2 separate regions of the Homo sapiens genome follow, and region 1 is linked to region 2. The links are chromatin loops, found by intact Hi-C in ENCODE. Cell type or tissue: HCT116. All regions are shown on one strand.

Region 1 (8,000 bases), 590 kb after region 2:
TTCTATCAGAAATTCTCCGGTATGCAGAAACTTACAGTATCTAAGTATTCAAAAACATCTTCACAGTATTCAAGCATAAACAGAAAATCCAATTTACAGTCCCCACATCTTACCATTTTGCGAAGTTTAACCACCCGGGTACCGCCGTTCTTGTCACCACCAACTGGTTTTGTAACAGTTGCGAGAACCTTCTCCTTCTTTTTCTTTTCAACCTACAAGGACACAAATGCATCAACAGTAAGAGAATGCCAATTAAGGTTAAGACATAATGGTCCGTGGTCCTCTTCCCTTACCTTGGATTTAGCGGCTGAGTACTTCCTCTTGTACATGGCCTTTCTGGAATACATGGCAGATCGGGAATACCTGCCAATTCCTCTGACAAGGACAGGGTTGCGGCTGCAATGGGGCTTCCCCTTCTTGGGCTTTTTAGCTTTGAGGTTACCCTTTTTCACCTTGCCACCAGCATCAACCTTCTTGGCTTCGGGTTTCTTCTCTTTAGTATCTGGCTTCTCAACTTTTTCACCCGCCATCTAAAAATATTTTTTTGTAGATAAAAAAAGGCATTTCACCAGTCATCTCTCTAACAAGACAATAATGAACCTGTACATGAATGGGCTGGGCTCCCCAGACTACAATCCCTCCCCCGGTAAGATACAGGCCTTCCTCTCAAACTCTACCCATTCTACTCCAACCTTCACTATGACTCATTTGGGGTTTGTCTCCCCAATACACTATAAACTTTTTTTTTGAGAATTTGAAACTACCTCACACCTATTAGGTTTTTTGCCAAATACTGAGCGGTCAGAAGTCCGTACAACCATTATTTTTTATTACTGTTTTGCGAATTAGAAAACTTAGATGCAGAATGTGTCCACAGGTTAGAAGCACCAAGACCAGAACTTGAAATCCCTTACTTTCAGTACCTTTCGTCTTAACCCTTAAGACCAGTGTCTCTTTTCAAGAAACTCGATTTAGGAATTGCGGACACAAACGGAATCAGCCCAAATTGAGCCAGAGAAAAAGATCGCAAAGACCAAGAGGCGACTTCCGGTCGGGGACGCTGGGAGACGCGAAACCTTTTGGCTTCAGTGCGGAACCCCAACGTGGCTGCGACAGGCTCAGTGTCATCCTCTGGAACCCAGGACCAGGAACACAGTGCACGCGCCGTCTCCCCGCTTCCTCTAACACCCACCAGTCTGCTACGGGTCCCCGAAAGGGCCTCGTTCCCCCAGCCCAAGAGAGTGGCGAAGAACCGGAGGGAGCCACTACGGCATTCTACCTCACCCTCTTTGTGCCCTGCCGCAAACCCAAACAACAAAAATGAAGCGTCTGGAAGGCCTCTCAGTTAGCCTTGGACATGTCCGACCCCTGTAGGTGTCGACTGGATGCCCTCCAGGTTCGGATGGCGAAGGATTGGGAGTCCTGAACTCAAGTCTTGCAGACAGGCCCGCGATTCTTACCTTGCAAGATGGGAAAGAGAATTAAGGTCCCGGCTTCCGGTCTATAAGCAATCATGGGAAGTGCGAGTCTCACTTCCTTCCGGATCTGGGGCATCATGGGGAATGTAGTATTTCCCCGTTAAGAAAAAAGTAGTAAATCCTAGGCCGGGTGCGGTGGCTCACGCCTGTAATCCCAGCCCTTTGGGAGGCCGAGGCAGGAGGATCCTCTGAGGTTGGCAGTTCGAGACCAGCCTGGCCAACATGGTGAAATCCCGTCTCTACTAAAAATACAAAAGGTAGCCGGGCGTGGGTGGTGCGTGTCTGTAATGACAGCCAGTCGAGGCGCGGAGGCAGGAGAATCACTTGAATCTGGAGGTGGAGATTGCAGTGAGCCAAGATCGCGACACTGCGCTCTAGGCAACAGAGCAAGATTCTCAAAAAAGAAAAAAAAAAAAAAAAGGGCCGGACACGGTGGCTCACGCCTGTAATCCCAGCACTCCAAAGATCGTGCCACTGCGTGCCACCGCACTCCAGCCTGGGAAATAGAGCCAGACTCAGTCTCAAAACAATAACAACAACAAAAAAAAGAAAAAAAGAAAAAAAATTAGCCGAGTGTGGTTGTTAGTGCCTGTAGTCCCAGCTATTCGGGAGGCTAAGGCGGGAGGATCACTTGAGTCTTGGAGGTCTGGGCTGCAGTGCAGTGAACTCTAATCTTGTCACTTGAGATTAGGTCAGTGGTCCCCTCTTCCCTTACCTTGGATTTAGCGGCTGACTACTTCCTCTTGTACATGGCCTTTCTCATTCCCGTCCTCCGGCCTGGCCTACAGAATGAGACTCTGTCTTAAAAAAAGTAAAAAAAAATTAAAGTGAGGATAACAATAGTAACTTACTTCATAAGGATGTTGGGAACATTAAATAATATATACAACAGTACTGAGAAGCATATTTGATTATTTGATGGATGGTAAATGCTACATAAGTGTTAGCTCTTTTTTTTTTTTTTTTTTTTTTTTTTTTTTTTTTTTTGAGATGGAGTCTCGCTCTGTCACCCAGGCTGGAGTGTGGTGGCACGATCTTGGCTCACGGCAACCTCTGCCTCCTGGGTTCAAGTGATTCTCCTGCCTCAGCCTCCCAAGTAGCAGGGATTACAGGCGCACACCACCATGCCCAGCTAATTTTTTGTATTTTTAGTAGAGACAGAGTTTCACCATGATGGCCAAGCTGGTTTTGAACTCCTGACCTCAAGTAATCCACCCGCCTCAGCCTCCCAAAGTGCTAGGATTACAGGCGTGAGCCACCGCACCTGGCGAACTGTTAGCTCTTGTTATTGTCACCATCACCACTACAATCATCTGATCATCAACATCCTAGTTGTTGTCAAGTATTCTGCTAAAGTTTATGCATGGGAGATAATAGGCAATATTGCATACAATGTGCCTTGCTTTATTTCATTTAATTCTCCCAACAACCTGTGAATGATACTATTATGAGGAAACTGAGTCTCAAGGACATTAAGTAACTTGCTCACAGCATAGATCTGATTCCAAAGATTGCACTCTTAACCATTAGGCTGCAAGATTAAAGAGATGATTAATGAAGATGCATGAGAGTTTTGCTCATGTTAGAATTAAAAATAAGAATATTTATTATCTTTTACAAAATACACAACACAGTATATGTGATAGTTCTTTACTGCTTCAAAGCCCTTAAGCCAACATGTACACATTTGTAATACCTTCTAGCTTGCGTTTTCCATTTTCCTCCATTCGTTTCTTTCTGGTTGCTAGAGCTTTTCACCTTGATTTTTTCAGATCGAAACCACCTGCTTCATGGCTGTGTCTCTGGGAATCATTTAGCCTTTTTCTGGTTCTGATTCACTGAGGATACAAATACAATGATCAGATGAACACTGCCCTTTTTTTTGAGAATGGGAATGTCAGCAGCTTTATTTGTTTAGCTTCCTCAGCAAAGCACCTCTTAGAAACTTCAACTGCAGAAAATGTACCACAATGAATGAATGAGATGCACAGTTGCTTACGTGGGCCCCTCAAAATTGCTGGCAATCTCAGATAATTTCACCTAGTGAACGCCCCAAAATATGTGTTGAATGACCTGTCATTAAAATAAAAACGTAGATGAACCCCCTCTTGTGTTTTGTTGCGGTATTGCAAAATTTACAATTCATTAGTTGGGCAAAATACCATGTTAGTTATAAAGTAAATGTTTTTATTAAGTTTAGTTTTGCCATATATAAAATTCTCTGAAATTTGTGCAGCACTTTAATCACAAAGCAGACATTTTTGCAGACACTTAATCTTTTTTTTTTTTTTCTGAGATGGAGTCTTGCTCTGTCGCCCAGGCTGGAGTGCAGTGCCGTGATCTTGGCTCACTGCAACCTCTGCCTCCTGGGTTCAAGCCATTCTCCTGCCTCAGCCTCTTGAGTAGCTGGGATTACAGGTGCCCGCTACCACACCTGGCTAATTTTTTTTTTTGAAACAGAGTCTTGCTCTTTTGCCCAGGCTGGAGCGCGGTGGCATGATCTCGGCTCACTGCAACCTTCGCCTCCCGGGTTCACGCCATTCTCCTGCCTCAGCCTCCCGAGTAGCTGGGACTACAGGCGCCCGCCACCATGCCTGACTAATTTTTTGTATTTTTAGTAGAGGTGGGGTTTCACTGTGTTAGCCAGGATGGTCTCGATCTCCTGACCTCGTGATCTGCCCGCCTCGACCTCCCAAAGTGCTGGGATTACAGGCCTGAGCCACCTTGCCCGGCCAATTTTTTGTGTTTTTATTGGAGACAGGATTTCACCATGTTGGCCAGGCTGGTTTTGAACTCCTGACCTCAGGTGATCTGCTCACCTCGGCCTCCCAAAGTGCTGGGATTACAGGCGTGAGCCACCTCGCCCAGCCTAATTTTTTTTTTTTTTTGGAGACAGAGTCTCGCTCTGTCGCCCAGGCTGGAATGCAAGGTGAGATCATGGCTCACTGCAGCCTTGACCTCCTGGGTTCAAGCAATCCTCCCACCTCAGCCCCCTGAGTAGCTGGGAGTACAGTGCACACCACCATACCTGGCTAATTTTTTTACATTTTTTGTAGAGACAGGGTCTCACAATGTTGCCTCAGCTGTATTTTTTGTTTGTTTGTTAGGCAGTAAATCTTTTAAAGCCTGGCCAACATGGTGAAACCCCATCTCTGCTAAAAATACAAAAATTAGCCAGGCATGGTGGTGCATGCCTGTAATTCCAGCTACTTGGGAGGCTGAGGCACGAGAATCACTTGAACCCGGGAGGCAGAGGTTGCAGTGAGCCGAGATTGTGCCACTGCACTCCAGCCTGGGCCACACAGTGAGACTCTGTCTCAAATAAATAAATAAATAAATAAATAAATAAATAAATAGAAAAATATCTTTATATGTGTTATGTATGTGTGTGAGCCTGTGTATGGGATGAGTTTGTGTGTTTGTATATGTATAAAGTGTGGAAAGACATACACCAAACCATTAACACTGCTGGGGATTGGGATATGGAGTACGTATGCATCAAGGAACAGAGAAAATTACTGTTTGTTATTTAGTTTGTTGCAAGGAACTTGTATTGCTTTTGTAATTGAGAAAGAAATTCAAATAAAGTAATGGCTATTATCTGAATTAATCTCTAAATGAATATATCTTTTTAAAATTAAGATGGAGTTGGCCGGGTGCGGTGGCTCACGCCTGTAATCCCAGCACTTTGGGAAGCCAAGGCAGGTGGATCACGAAGTCAGGAGATCGAGACCATCCTGGCTAACACGGCGAAACCCCGTCTCTACTAAAAAATACAAAAAAATTAGCCGGGCATGGTGGCGGGTGCCTGTAGTCCCAGCTACTCGGGAGGCTGAGGCAGGAGAATGGTGTGAACCCGGAAGGCAGAGTTTGCAGTGAGCCGAGATTGTGCCACTGCACTCCAGCCTGGGCGACAGAGTGAAGACTCCATCTTAAAAAGTAAATAAATAATAATAATAAAATAATTCAGATTGAGGTTTTTTTGTTTTGTTTTGTTTTGTTTTGTTTTTGCTATGTTGCCCAGGCTGCCAGTCTGGTCTCAAACTCCTGTCTCAAGAGATCCTCCTGTTAGCTACCATGCCCGGCCATATAAATGAATATGCCAGGCACTACTCCAGGCATATAAAGATGGGAAGACCGGCCGGACATGGTAGCTCATGCCTGTAATCCTAGCACTTTGGGAGGCGGAGGCAGGATGATTGTTTGAGCCCAGGGGTTTTAGACCAATCTGGGTAACATGGCAAAACCCTGTCTGTATTAAAAAAAAAAAAAAAGGAAGACAATGACTTTGTCTTAAAAGGAGATCATAATCTAAAGAAAGACACAGAACAACAATGACAGAACCCACAATGATGTTGAAATGTGTTAGGTGCTGATAGAAGCATGAAGAGGCAGCCCCAGGAGCATAGGAAAGGAGTCTCTCTTTTATTCTCAAAAAGTGAAAGAATGTTTTCTGGAGGAGCTGCTTAAGTTGGAGTTTAACCTTGCATGACTGTTTTCCAGGTGGAGAAGGGTTTGAAGAGTATTCCAGGCAGTAGGAACTAAATTTTGGAAGACAGGGATGCAAGAAACAGCTAGAAGCCTTTAGAAACTGCTAGATTATGTGAGGGTGTTGGCACAGGCCATATCTAGAACGGACTGATGTGCTAAGGGAAGGAGTTCAACTTAATGCTAGAGGGTTTGAACCTCCTTCATACAACAGGGGAGGGGAGTGACGTGATTAGATTTGTATTTTTAAAAGATTATTCATTCTAGCTGCAGAGTGTGCAGAATATAGGAAACACTAGGAAGGTAGTAGTTCCTGCACTCAAAGAGCTAATAGTTTACTTTGGAAAAGAGACAAATGATAGCCAGCTTTTATCAAGTGCTGACTTTGCCAGACACTGTTCTGAGTATTTCACAAACCTATCCTATGGTAGGATTTTGATTCCTACTTTGCAGAGAAGGAAACAGACACAGAGGAGTCAAATGACTTGCTTATAGACACCCAGGCAGCTAGATCAAGAACTTAATTGGCAGCCAGGCGCCGTGGCTCACGCCTGTAATTCCAGCACTTTGGGAGGCCGAGTCGGGTGGATCACGAGGTCAGGAGATCAAGACCATCCTGGCTAATGCGGTGAAACCCTGTCTCTACTAAAAAAATACAAAAAATTAGCCGGGCGTGGTGGCAGGTACCTGTAGTCCCAGCTACTTGGGAGGCTGAGGCAAGAGAATGGCGTGAACCCAGGAGGCGGTGCTTGCAGTGAGTCGAGATCACGCCACTGCACTCCAGCCTGGGAGACAGAGTGAGACTGTCTAAAAAAAAAAACAAAACAAAAAAAACCCACAAAACTTAATTGGATGCTTCCTATATGATACGGCTCTTAGATTTATAGTGTAGCATGTTAGGTTCTAAGGATAGGTGTCTTGGTGACCATCTGACCTGCACTAGAGAATCGGGTGAGGCTTGTATTCCAGAGGAAGTGGCTCCTAGCCTGAGATCAGAGGCATAGAGTTGATGTGGAGGACAGTCAGGAAGAACCCTCTGGGGAAAGAAAGCAGATTGTTAAAAGGCTCTACGCTGGGAAAGAATATGGCATATTGAGGGGAGCTGAAAGTCATTCAGCATGGCTGGGTCATAGAGAATGAAGCGAGTAGTGGGGAGACGGGGTGGTGAAGTGATTGGGGACCAGAGTTAAAAAAACTCTGGTGCATTGGCTCACGCCTGTAAATCCAAGGCCTTGGGAGGTCAAAGTGGGAGGACTGCTTGAGGCCAGGAGTTCAAGGCCAGCCTGGGCAACATAGCAAGACCTTGGGTCTAAAAAAATTTTTTTAAACTTTTTTTTGGGCCGGGCATGGTGGCTCACGCCTGTAATCCCAGCACTTTGGGAGGCTGAGGTGGGTGGATCACTTGAGGTCAGGAGTTGGAGACCAGCCTGGCCAACATGGCGAAACCCTGTCTCTACTAAAGATACAAAAAAAATTAGCTGGGCATGGTTGTGCGTGCCTGTAATCCCAGCTACTTGGGAGGCTCAGGCAGGAGAATTGCTTGAATCTGGGAGGTGGAGTTTGCAGTGAGCCGGGATTGCGCCACTGCACTCCAGCCTGGGTAACAGAATGAGACTCCAACTCAAACAAAACAAAAAACTTTTTTTTTTTTGTAGGGACAGGGGTCTTACTCTGTTGCCCAGGCTGTTCTTGAACTCTTTGGGCTCAAGAAATCCTCCCACCTAGGAGTCCCAAAACACTGGGATTACAGAGGTGAGCCACCACATCCAGGGGGATAAACCTTTTTTTTTTTTTTTTGGACTTCATTCTAAAATCAAGGAGAAGCCATTGGTGAATTCAATGTAGGGAGTGACTAGTTTTGCAGTTTTTTTTTTTTTTTTTTTTGAGATGGAGTCTCGCTCCGACGCCCAGGTGGGAGTGCAGTGGCGCAATCTTGGCTCACTGCAAGCACCACTTCCTGGGTTCAAGCAATTCTCTTGCCTCAGCCTCCTGAGTAGCTGGGACTACAGGTGCCTGCCACTGCACCCAGCTAAA
Region 2 (8,000 bases):
TAAGTTGAATTACAGACAATGTTGATAGGATCTGCAGCTGTCAGCTGTAAAACCTGAATGACTGCAATTAAGTCTGAGCGCTGAGCTGAAACCCCAGAGGTCATTATTGTTTGAGTATGTTTAGGTCCATAAATAGCTGCATGAGCTTTAGAAGAGCCATCAGTAAAATAAGTCTGGCCACCTGAAATAGGCTTGTGATGAGTAATCACAGGAAGAATGAAAGAATGGACTTTATAAAACTGCAAAACTTTGTCTGAGGGATAGTGGTTGTCTATGGCACCCACAAAGTCTGCAAAAGTGATTTGCCAGGCAGTTGACATTTCCCAAGCTGTGGACTGTTGCTGAGAGTCTAAAGGAACAATAATTTTATCTGGATCATATCCCATAGGCATCTTTGACCTATGCCTGCCCATAGTCACAATTTGTGTAATTAAAGAAAGATAGACTTGCAAAGTTTTGACTGATTAGGTAGAAAGAGCCATTCTATTACGGTTACAGATTTGTCTAAGCATTGGCCTAAAAGTCCTGTTGGAGAGTGAGGGATAGGAAGAACAAACAAAAGCAAAGGTTTTTGTGGCTGTAGCCATGAGGCATGTCATTGCTGTAGCATCTGCTCTACAAGTTGTAACTCCACTTCTGCCTCTTTGGTCAATTGCTGTGGGGAATTTAAGGAAGAATCTCCTTGCAGGGTTTGATAAAGATGTGTAAGTTGATAAGTTGCAATACCTAGCATTGGTCACAGCCAATTTATATCTCCTAATAATTATTGAAAATCATTTAAAGTCTGTAACCTGCCTTTATGGAGAACTACTTTCTGAGGCCGTACACTATTGGGGAACCTGCCCCGATATTCATGTAGGTTCTTTTCTATTTTTCCTAAGCATTGGCCAGCTTGAGAAATAAAGGGACAGAGTACAAAAGAGAGAAATTTTAAAGCTGGGCATCCGGGGGAGACATCACATGTCGGTAGGTTCCGTGATGCCCCACAAGCCGCAGAAACCAGCAAGTTTTTATTAGGGAGTTTCAAAAGGGGAGGGAGTGTGCGAATAGGTGTGGGTGACAGACATCAAGTACTTAACAGGGTAATAGAATATCACAAGGTGAGTGGAGGCAGGGTGAGATCACATGACCACAGGACCAAGGCGAAATTAAAATTGCTAATGAAGTTTCGGGCACCATTGTCATTGATAACATCTTATCAGGAGACAGGGTTTTGAGATCAACCTTCTGACCAAAATTTATTAGGCGGGAATTTCCTCTTCCTAAGAAGCCTGGGAGCACTATGGGAGACTGGAATCTATTTCATCTCTGCAGCCTCAACCATAAGAGACAGGTGCACCTGGGGGGGCTGTTTATAAGCCTATACCTCCAGGTGCGTATTCTCTTTCTCAGGGATGTTCCATGCTGAGAAAAAGAATTCAGTGATATTTCTCCCATTTGCTTTTGAAAGAAGAGAAATATGGCTCTGTTCTGCCCAGCTCACCAGCGGTCAGAGTTTAAGATTATCTCTCTTGTTCCCTGAACAATTGCTGTTATCCTGTTCTTTTTTCAAGGTGCCCACATTTCATATTGCTCAAACACACATGCTGTACAATTTGTGCAGTTAATGCAATTATCACATGGTCCTGAAGTGACATACATCCTCCTCAGTGGACAGGATTAAGAGATTAAAGTAAAGACAGGCATAGGAAAGCACAAAGGTATTGACTGGGGAAGTGATAAGTGTCCATGAAATCTTTACAACTTATGTTTAGAGATTGCAGTAAAGACAGGCATAAGAAATTACAAAAGTATTAATTTGGGGAACTAATAAATGTCCATAAAATCTTCACAATCCACATTCTTCTGCCATGGCTTCAGCCAGTCCCTCTGTTTGGGGTCCCTGACTTCCTGCAACAGTACACTCCCCTCCATAACAATAGTTCCTAAGTATTAGTATGGGGAAGTTGTTTGCACTTTCTCTGGAGCAATTTTGAGATTCCATTTAATTAAAGCCTGTTTTGTTTCTCTGAATAACTGATGTAAAATTTGATCTGTAGGAGCGGCCAAAAGAATATCATCCATAAAATGAATGATATACACAGTGGGAAACATATTTCAAGGCTCCTTTAATGCTCTTCCCACAAAATGCTGACATAATGTAGGACTGTTAAGCATGCCTTGAGGTAAAACTTTCCATTGATAGTGAGAAACAGGTTCTCTATGATTAATAGAAGACACAGAGAAGGCAAATTGAGGCTTATCCTTCTCGTGTTATGGTATAGTAAAGAAACAATCCTTAAGATCTATTCCTACAAGAGGCCTGTCTCTTGGAATGGCTGCTGGGGAAGGTAAACCTTGCTGTAAGGCACCCATTGGTTTAATTTGCGCATTAATAACTCTCAAATCATGCAGTAGTCACCATCTTCCAGACTTTTTTGGAATAACAAATACCGGTGAATTCCAGGGGCTGACTTCTCTATATGTCCTGCATTCAATTGTTCTTTTACCAACAGATGAAGTTGATCTAGCTTCTCCTGTGTTAGGGGCCATTGATCCACCCACATAGGTTTGTCACAAAGCCATTCTAATGGTAAGGCAGTGGGTCGAGGAGAAATATCAATGATCCCCATCAGAAATCCTGACATCCTTGCCCTTTTCTGTTTCTCCAGTTATAGATATCGGGTTAGGGTTTCCTTGTAGGAATTTCCCTAAACCTTTTCCACTCTGATATCCCATGTCCTTCAACATTTTAAATCCTGGGTTATGAAAGTTTTCATTTGTAAGTCTCATATCCCATGCTGTAAGTAATTCTTGACCCCATAAATTGATAGCTATATTTGCATCATAAGGCTGGAAAGTACATGATTGTCCATCCGGACCAAGACAAGGTAAAATCTCAGCACTCTGTTGAACACTTTTAGCTGCTCCTACTCCCACTAGGGATGTGGAGGTTAGTCTGAGAGGCCATGCTGGGGGCCAGTCCTTACTGGATATTACTGACACATCAGCTCCTGTGTCCATAAGCCCATACAATTTCTTTCCTTTACTTTGTACTACACAGGTGGGTCTATTATAAGCTATAGGTTGTGAACATAGATTTCTCATGTAGTTGTGCTCCCAAACCCTTTATTTCCTCGTTTCTCCTTTTATGGAGAAGGGTGTAATTTGCAGGGAATAAGCAATAATTGAGCAATATATTCTTCCGGTTCAAAAACCCAAAGATCTTGTGACATTAAAACTACTTGAATTTCTCCTTCATAATCAGAGTCAGCTACTCCTGGGACTACAGTAATGCCTTGCAAGTTAAGGCAGCTTTTGCCTAAAATTAGTCTATGTATCCTGCTGGTAAAGGTCCCCAAATGCCAATGGGAACTTTGATAGGTTTGTCTCCACCAATTAATGTAATTCTTTCTCTGACTGGAAGATCTAATCCTGCACTTCCTGGTGTTCCTGGGGTGAGGGAATCAATGTTCCTCCTGGGACCCACCCCTGAAGTGGGGTTGTGGTCTGAACTGGGAATGCCCTCATTGTTTGAGGGGCCCGGGTCCAGGCCCCCTTCTCGTTTCCTGACAGGTGGTTGCAGTTTTGATGAAATTTTGAGCGGCATTGAATAGCCCAGTGATTTCCTTTGTTACAGTGAGGACAGAGTCCTGGCGTTTTTTTCCGCTGGGCCAGGGGGGTGGAGGGCACCACATTATAAGGTCCTTTCTGCCCTGAGATCAGGCAGCATTCCTTTTTAAAATGTCCAGTTTTTCCACAATTATAACATTTTCCCACTTTAGGGTTTGACCGTTGGCTCCTTTTAGATTTGTCAACTACTAAATTAGCCATTGCTTGAGCTAAAATTGCAGAGCAATGAAGCTCAGTTTCTACATCCTGACAAGTTCTGAGAAAATTTCCCAAGTTTTGTACACCTCACAGGTGCCAGTGCACGTTTACAATCTGCGTTTGCATTCTCAAAAGCTAAAGTTAAGGTTAGCATTTCTGTGGCAGCGGTATGAGGAATTTGATGCTTCACTGCCTCTTGTAATCTTGCAAGAAATTGCACATAGGGTTCCTGTGACCCTTGCATGAGATGTAAAAAGGATTGTACTGGGACTCTCTCTTCTGGAATTGTGGCCCAGGCGTGTTTAGCAGCCTGTGCACACTGCTGATAAGCAGGATCTGGGAGTGCCATTTGACATTCCAGGTCTGAATAAAGGGCCATTACCTAACAGCATACCCTCTGTAATGTCTCCGTGTCCAGAAGCATGATTCTGTCTAGCCTGGTCTGCACACATTTCTTGCCAATTTAAATTCCAAGTCAGGTATGCAGTAGCAGACAAACAAGTGCAAGCCAAATGTTTTACATCAAAGGGTAGAAGGCGCATAGCACCAAATACAGATTCTAGCAATCCTAAGGTGAATGGGCTCTGTATCCCATTATTAATTACACTTAATTTTTCATTCCTTCAACAACGTAAACTCTAGTGGGGTGTGTTCATGAATAAACTGCTGTGGATTGTTTGGATCAGGCCTTATGGAAATAGGAAAAGTGCAGGCAGCAGAGCATAAAATTCTTTGTATTGAGGTCTCTATTTCGGCTACTGAAGGAGGCGGTACAGATGTTTCTGCAACTGGAGGGGGCGGTATAGGCCAATTTTTATCCTCCCTCTCCTGTTTTTTATTTTCAATTGGTGCTGTGGGTGGGACAACAGATTCTTTCAGATTTTTAGACTCAGAACATGACTCCTGCTGTCCAGCAGAATAAAAAGGATATAATGGCAGAAGGACAGTATGAACTAAACTCCTAGTGGAGAAAGCAGAAGAATCAACTTTAAGACCTTTTTGATGAGCCTGTTTTAATCCTTCTCCTGCTCTGTGCCAATTTTCTACATCAGGAGTGCCTGCCTGTGGAAACCATGGGTTATGCGTAATAACCTCCTGCAGCATCTTAGTTAATGTCTGAGAATTAACCTGAGCACCAGATTGTTTCAACAAAACTTTAAGCAACTGCACGTTTTTTTTTTCAACAGACAAATTCTGCCCCATGTTACCTGATTCAGAAAAATTCCCATTCCCAGTACTTCTTTTTTTTTTTTTTTTTTTTTGAGATGGTGTCTCGCTCTGTCACCCAGGCTGGAGTGCAGTGGTGCGATCTCGGCTCACTGCAAGCTCCACCTCCCAGGTTCACACCATTCTCCTGCCTCAGCCTCCCGAGTAGCTGGGACTACAGGCGCCCGCCACCACGCCCAGCTATTTTTTTGTATTTTTTAGTAAAGACGGGGTTTCACCGTGTTAGCCAGGATGGTCTCGATCTCCTGACCTCGTGATCTGCCCACCTCGGCCTCCCAAAGTGCTGGGACCCAGTACTTCTTTAAGAGAGCACTGACCTTATATTGCTCCCAGTACCTCGTTAGGGCACTGACCTTATATCTGCTGCCAGTGGACTCATCCCAGTGTCCCCATTCGTCTTGTCAATTTCAGCTTCTCTGCTTCAGCAGACCTTCTTCGTTCATGTCCTCAGAGTCCCTGTTCTGGGGTGCCACTTTGATGCGTGAATGGACCTTGGTGGACTGAACAAAGGGGGACGAATGCGAGAATAAAGATAAAGACAAAAAAGCATATTTGGAAGACATGGTCGGGGGCTCCTTGCTTCTAGTGAACAAGGGCCCTGAGCTTTAGAGCCCTTTGTATTTATTGGGTAAAGGAGATAGGGAGAAGGGTGGGGGGTGGTTGGTGGTCAGCAGCTTGATTTACAGCAGGCTTGCAAGACTGCATTATTTGAACAGTAGGCTCTGGATGTCCCAGTAGATAACCTCAAGGCATACAGTGCCGGGGAGTGATTGCCCTCAGCAAACCTTCTGGTGGCTGGAGCAGAAGCAAGTTTGCTCACATTCTGCATTCATGATAAACAGTTTGCTGTTTGATCATATAGCCTCAGTGGAATGCTGAGTTGGTCACGACCCACGGGCATTCAGCTCTCTATGAAAAGGAGCCTGGCATCTCTCTTGCTCCCTCCTGCCATCGGATATGCCAGCTCCCCCTTTGCCTTCTGACAGGCTTTCTAAGCTTCCTGAGGCTTCACCGGAAACAGAACAGATGCTAGTGCTGTGCTTGTACAGCCTGCAGAACCATGAGCCAAATCAATCTCGTTTCTTTATAAATTACTCTGCTTCACAGCTGGGCATGGTGGCTCACATCTGTAATCCCAGCACTTTGGGAGGCCGAGGTAGGTGGATTACTGAGGTCAAGAGTTCGAGACCAGCCTGACCAACATGGTGTAACCCCATCTCTAATAAAAATACAAAAATTAGCCAGGCATGGTAGGGCATGCCTGTAATCCCAGCTACCCAGGAGGCTGAGGCATGAGAATTGCTTGAACCCAGGAAGCAGAGGTTGCAGTGGGCCAAGATCGTGCCACTGCATTCCAGCCTAGGCAACAGAGCCAGACCCTGTCTCAAAAAAATAAAAATAAAAAATTACCCAGCTTCAGGTATTCTTTTATAGCAATGCAAAACAGACTAACACACTGTCTTTTTTTCTCAGCTGTAAAGTGAGAATAATCATTGTGAAATGAGATATTAAAATTCTTTGGAATCATGCCTCCTCAGCAGCTTTACAAGGCTACCATGTGGAGTTGTTCAGTGGGTATAGAGTTTCAGTTTTGCAACATGAAAAAGTTCTTGAGACTGGCTGCACAACAGTGTGGATATACTTAACGTTACTGAATTGTACTCTTAGAAATCGTTAGGATGAAGCTGGGCACGGTGGCTTATGCCTGTAATCCCAGTACTTTGGGAGGCAGAGGAGGGTGGATCATCTGAGGTCAGGAGTTTGAGACCAGCCTGGTCAACATGGTGAAATCCCGTCTCTACTAAAAATACAAAAAATTACTTGGGCATGGTGGTGGGTGCCTGTAATCCCAGCTACTCAGGAGGCTGAGGCAGGAGAATCGCTTGAACCCAGGAGGCGGAGGTTGCAGTGAGCCGAGATTGCACCATTGCACGCCAGCCTAGGTGACAGAGCAAGACTCCATCTCAAAGAAAAAAGAAATGGTTAGGCTGGTACATTTTATGCTATGCATTGTTTCTCAGAATAACAAAATTTTTAAGGAAATGACCACCACGTGAGATACCTAAAAAGCTGTCCCAGGAGAGGGATGATATTTATTCTGTGAGCTCTGAGAGGGGAGACAGGAGCCAGTTAGCAACCACTGAGTACTCCAGCCGGCCCACAAAGCCCCAGCATGGATGCTGCACCTGAGTGAGGCTGGCCTTGGAGACCTCTGGGCCCCTTCCAGCTCAGAGGTCTGAAGGATTTGAGCTGAGTCAGGTCAGCAGATGCTAGAACTTTCCATTCACAGACTGTCCAGTTTTGCTATATTTGAGGAACAGAAACAGGTCAGAAAGCAGGGCATGCTCTCATACTACTAGGAAAACATAATGTGATGCAACCTTTATTATTATCATTTATAGTATTATTTTTAAATTTTGTTATTTATTTATTATTTTATTTATTTTTTTTTGAGATGGATTTTCCCTCTTGTTGCCCCAGCTGGAGTGCACTTGCACAATCTCGGCTCACTGCAACCTCTGCCTCCCAGTTTCAAATGATTCTCCTGCCTCAGCCTCCTGAGTAGCTGGGACTACAGGCGTGTACCACCATGCCCAGCTAATTTTTGTATTTTTAGTAGAGACCGGGTTTCTGCATGTTGGCCAGGCTGGTCTCAAACTCCTGACCTCAGGTGATCCGCCCGCCTCAGCCTCCCAAAGTGCTGGGATTACAAGTGTGAGCCACCGTGCCCAATCTTTTTATTTATTTTATTGAGATAAGGTCTTGCTGTGTTACTCAGGCTGGTCTTGAACTCCTGGCCTTCCAGAGTGCCAAGATTACAGGTGTGAGCCAAGGTGCCCAGAAGGCACAACCTTTCTGGCAGGCATTCACAACTAAGAACTTAATCCAAGAGCACAATTGGCCAAGCGTGTGACGTTAGAGAAGAGCACTGTTGTTGTGAACTTCAACCAATGAAGATGGCC

The links. Peaks named below come from ENCODE experiments on the same cell type or tissue, not always from the same donor. Only the 100,000 strongest peaks of a DNase experiment are listed, where the experiment ranks them.
Region 1: it touches region 2 in a loop (19-fold over the local background); 2 of 110 quality-filtered maps call a loop at or near these places.

What each region holds. Positions count from the first base shown.
Region 1 is chr12:112,408,127-112,416,126 of GRCh38, forward strand. It overlaps RPL6 (ribosomal protein L6), which reads right to left and starts at 1,479. Exons shown (of 7, transcript NM_000970.6): 1 at 1,461-1,479; 2 at 294-530; 3 at 114-212. The coding sequence starts at 530. RefSeq lists an enhancer at 1,110-1,289. In HCT116, a CTCF peak has its summit at 3,574; DNase peaks (open chromatin) are centred at 1,525 and 3,564; H3K4me3 peaks cover 2,169 bases; H3K27ac peaks cover 1,562 bases.
Region 2 is chr12:111,819,906-111,827,905 of GRCh38, forward strand. No RefSeq gene overlaps it. Among named protein-coding and RNA genes, the nearest start is that of MAPKAPK5, 18 kb to the right of the region's middle. In HCT116, a CTCF peak has its summit at 4,640; no DNase peak of the experiment used is centred here.